Linked DNA regions of Homo sapiens: region 2 is linked to region 1. A link is a loop called in an ENCODE intact Hi-C map of the cell type or tissue named here. Cell type or tissue: PC-9. All regions are shown on one strand.

Region 1 (2,500 bases):
AAGCCAGAAGCCCCCAATCCATCACACTCCTGGTGGACTTCAGAATTAGCCCATACTTTAGAGACACACACAAACACACTGCAATTTGCTGGCTCCCTAACCCCCCTACTCCTAAGAATCAAAATCTTGAAATACAGGCACTTTTTGAACAGATTTTCTTGAGCATGCTTGGCTAACTACTGTCTTTACTTCTCATACAGCAAAAAGAGGTGTACTTTACTGCTGCAGAACTGTTATGTCTTACTTATGTGGCACTGGCCTAAGGATAAGAGGGGTCCCCACAAGTACATTTGCCATATAGCTAAAGCGTAAAGTAGCAGCAAAATCTGTTATGTTGGCCATTTTGGATAGAAATTTTCCTTAAATGAATTACCATACTTTCTAGTCTTATTATCGGAGTGCTAAAGCACAGTCTACCTTTTCCAAGGTATTCCCACAACAATCAAATTATCTGGCAGTTCTGTAATACAATAATAGTCTTAGGTACTATGTAGCTAGATGAAGCCAAAACAGCTCTCCTTTTGTAATGTTTTTTCCTCTGTCTTCTTTTATTACCTCGAGCAATAACCTTTCCCCCACTCCAAATCTACTACAGGCTTAGAAACATTAATATCAACCTTCACCAGAAAAAAAGCACGTATTTTCATTTTTGTCTCCACTATGAACAGGGTTCTAGATACCGTAAGCTACTGGTTAACCTTCAGATAAAGGATGGCTTAAACGTGGTTGATGAAAATTCATGGGAGTATAGAAAACCACAATATGCCACCCTAAAAATATGCCTCTTAGGCATAAGGATTGTTTTGAGTTGAATGCAACTGAGAAAGAATAGATGCAGGAAAACTTTCCGTCCTCCCTCTATTGCCTAGAAGCAGAATATAAATGTATAAAGACAAAAGGTAGCCCACCCCACTTCCCTACACCATGAAGGACAAAGATTACCCACTGAAGAGAGCTTTGGGCCTTTCTGGGCCTCTAGATGGCACCAGAGGAATCAACACTGCCAAGCTTTACTAAGGAGCCGCATCTGCCAATTTTTTGCTTCCCCTCACTTGCCACCCCTAGAGACTCAAAGTCCTTTTCCTTCATCTTGTCACTTCTCTAAAAATTTATTATTCTTTGTTGAAGATTCGTTGGAATTCAAAGCCACCTCTTTGAAATTACTCATTCCCTGGGTATCTCCATGTATATATGAAATATGTACTTTAATAAACTTTTGTTTTTCTGTTGTCTTTTATTAAAGGGTTCCATTTTAACTAAAAAAAACAAGGGTTGAGAACAAATTATTTTCCTCCCCTACAGTGGTAAAACTAAACTGCTGTCTTTAAAAAAAAAAAAAAAGGTTATATATGCCCATCAAAAAAAATGTAGAAAACTCAGCAAGGTAGGAAGATAAGAAATAAGAGTTATAGCTGCCAAACATAAACACAACCAATTCCAGAATGTCTTTCTCTGAAAACTGATTTTGCTTACCTGTTCAATTACAGTTTTCAACCACCACTGAGGACCCATCAATGTTATAGCTGCAATGATTTTGGCATGCAGGACTCCAAGTGCCCAGTCCTAGGGAATTAAAAACCATTTAACATATTTCTGTTGTTTTTTAACAATAAACACAGCAGAGAGGCTGTATAATTTTCTTACATTATTTCACATCAAAATAGAAGTTCTATAGGATTGGCAACAATTTTACAAAAGACTAACGTACTGAAAACCCAGAGAATTTTTTTTCTTCAACAGCTCAAATTCAATGTTTCCATCAAAAATTGTTCTTCTATCTTTTAAAAATCTATATTGTTTTCCCAAGAGTTAGAGAAAGTCTGGTCATTAATGGATATCTCAAAAAGCAAATAAAATAAATGCCAAGATTTTATTTCAAACTATCTTTAGGCTATTTCATTGGTTTCAAGTGAGCTGATTTATGTCAAATTAAGACTGTGGAGCAAAGTTTGGCCTAAGAAACCATTCTAAAGGCTCACAGATAGCTTCTAGCTTGAAGCATTTGTGGTTCTACTGGGGAACTGTTACTAGGTTCCTCCTCATGGTGCAACGGACTCTTGGCCTGCCCACCCTCCAGCTCTCCACCAGACAGAGTGATGACTACTTCCTCCCTCCCCACAGCCCCCTTCCCCACCACCACCAAGTATCTCTTTAAATGCAAATCAGATCATGAACGTAACTTCCCTGCTTAACAACCCTGAAGTCCTTAGCAAGGCACACAAAACCCTTTATAACCTGGTCTCTATCTAGCTTATTTAAAACAACAACAACAAAAAACGGTATTAAAAAAAAAAAAAGAAACCACATGTAACATTTAGACTGATTCTTACATAAAACCAAAATCTTTACAGAAAAGACGGGAGTCCTCTGTGATCACTACCTTAAATCCTGATCCCTCCCCAGCAATAACCACTATTAGCTTTTGGTACATACCATCCATGTTTTTCCCCATGCATTCAGCTGCATCTATACATCTATATCCCATAGAAAGTATGTAGTA
Region 2 (2,500 bases), 160 kb after region 1:
CGACAGCCCATGCCTGGGGTGTAATCGGGAGAAGTAACCCAAGACCCTGGAAGTACGCCAACATATAAAACCCCAAGTTGAAAGGCCCAACCCTGCATTGGATCTCTCGTTGCCCGCTTGGCCCTCTTCCAAGTGTACTTTTCTTTCATTCCTGCTCTAAAGCTTTTTGTTTTTATTTTTGGTTTTTGAGACGGAGTCTTGCTGTGTCACCCAGGCTGGGGTGTAGTGACGTGATCTCGGCTCACTGCAACCTCCGCCTCCCTGGTTCAAGCGATTCTCTTGCCTCAGCCTCCTGAGTAGCTGGGGTTACAGGCTCCTGCCACTATGCCCGGCTAATGTTTTTGTGTTTTTAGTAGAGACGGGGTTTCACCACGTTGGCCAGGCTGGTTTCAAACTTCTGACCTCAAGTGATCTGCCCACCTTGGCCTCCCAAAGTGCTAGGATTACAGGCGTGAGCCACCGCGCCTGGCCTAAAGCTTTCTAACAAACTTTCACTCCTGCTCTAAAACTTGCCTTGGTCTCTCCTGCGTTATGCCCCTCAGCCGAATTCTTTCTTCTGAGGAGGCGAGAATTGAGGCTGTTGCAGACCTGTGCAGATTCAACGCCAGTAACAGCATGGTCATGGCTCACTGCAGCTTAACCCCCTGGGCTCGAGGGATCCTCCTTTCTCAGCTTCCCAAGTAGGTAAGACTGCAGGCACACATCACCATGCCCTGCTAATTAAACAATTTTTTTTGTGTAGAGACAGAGTCTCACTTTGTTGCCCAGGCTGGTCTCGAACTCCTAGGCTCAAGCGATACTCCTGCCTCAGCCTCCCAAAGTGCTTGGGTTACAGGCATGAACCACTGTGTCTGGCCACAGCATGTTCTGGAATATGAAGATCTGGCCACACACAGATATGTAGTTGGACAAGGGAGAAGTATTTTAATTGCCTTTCACAAAACTGGATATTCTTCGATATTGCACCAAAACCCAACAAGTGATAGACTGAATACACTTTCTTCTGTCACACTGGTCCATCTTGCATCTTGAAAAGGTCTGGTACCTATGCATGATGCTGTAACATCATATGCATATTTGGCAAATATTGGTCTAGTGAGCAGATCTTCCGGTTGTTGACACATTTCATTATGCAATGTCAAAGATTCATACTTTATTATTGAGAAAGAGTCTCGCTCTGTCATCCAGGCTGGATTGCAGTGGTGTGACCATGGCTCACTGCACCCTCAACCTCCTGGGCTCAAAAGGATCTTCCCACTTCAGCCTCCCAAGTAGCTGGGACCATATAAGCATGCCATCAGGCCCAACTAACTTATTTTTGGTAGAGACAGGGTGTATGTTGCCCAGGCTGGTCTCTGACTCCTGGGCTAGAGCGACTCCTCTTGCCTCAGCCTCCCAAAGTGCTGGGATTACAGGTGCGAGCCACTGCACCTGGCCAAAAAGATGATTTTCTTTTTGAAAGTGTATGGTGCCACTACCTGACTCACACTAAGGTGTGGTTTTAATGGTCACTGCTTTTGCACCATCAGTGCAAAAGTCAACACAGTGAAAAGGGCAGTAACTTCAGTGTAGGAAAATACATTTGACTCATAGGCCCCTTGGAAAGACCCAGGACCCCGAGGGATCCATGGAGCAGACTTTGAAAACCAGTTTTAATGTACATAAACCATTTAGAGCAGTGATAGGGCACACACATTTATATTTTTACTACCTTGTCGTGTTTTCCCCACTTTTCCTGCCCTTCAACACTTTCTCGGCCATTTGCCTTTGGTCCCCACTTTTCTGGTGCTTTTAGATGACCCCATTCTGCCAAGACTGCCTGCAAGGAACACCTAGGTTGGAGAAACTTCTCCATGCTTACAAATTACTGATTAGTCAGTTACTACCGTGTCACCTTCCTCTGGCCACACCCCCCAACCCTCAATCTGTTGGAGCTGTTTCACCTAGAGAAAGAAAATGAGAGTCAAGAAATTCAGTCCAATGTAACAGAGAGATGGGCCTCTTAGCCCTCCCTGTGACATTTGTGCCTCACAGCGGCTGCTTGCAGAGTTGACCCTCATCTGAATTCAACCAACCTCAGGTTGAGAACATTCAGAGAAAAAAATTGCATCTGTACTGAACATGTAGATTTTTTCTTGTCATTACTCCCTAAATACAGTATGACACTTACATATCATTTATATTAGATATTATGAATAATAGAGATGATTTAAAGTATACAGGAGGATGTATGTTATATGCAAATACCACGATTTTTATCAGGGACTTGAGCGTCCATGAAATCTGGCACCTACAGGACATCCTGGAACTGCCCCCACATAGAAATTGAGTAGGCTGAAATTAAAAACAGGACATTTAACAAACCTCCAATGAATCTAGCAGGTGTAGAAATCGGGAACCAGCAGTAATACATGGGGACTTACATGGGAATCTAGCCTTTGGGTCAAGCACCCTAAGTTGCTTTTGCTCCACATGGGGAAGGAGAGGGTGTGGCCAAAGT

The links. A loop is a pair of places that touch in the nucleus more often than their neighbours do. Peaks named below come from ENCODE experiments on the same cell type or tissue, not always from the same donor. Only the 100,000 strongest peaks of a DNase experiment are listed, where the experiment ranks them.
Region 2: it touches region 1 in a loop (2.5-fold over the local background); 7 of 110 quality-filtered maps call a loop at or near these places.

Annotation. Positions count from the first base shown.
Region 1 is chr5:10,422,798-10,425,297 of GRCh38, reverse strand. MARCHF6 (membrane associated ring-CH-type finger 6) reads right to left here. Exons shown (of 26, transcript NM_005885.4): 23 at 1,474-1,563. Among named protein-coding and RNA genes, the nearest start is that of ROPN1L-AS1, 18 kb to the left of the region's middle. In PC-9, a CTCF peak has its summit at 997 (motif pointing right); no DNase peak of the experiment used is centred here; H3K27ac peaks cover 299 bases.
Region 2 is chr5:10,266,439-10,268,938 of GRCh38, reverse strand. No RefSeq gene overlaps it. Among named protein-coding and RNA genes, the nearest start is that of CCT5, 17 kb to the right of the region's middle. In PC-9, no CTCF peak of the experiment used is centred here; DNase peaks (open chromatin) are centred at 1,148, 1,538 and 1,898; H3K27ac peaks cover 2,472 bases.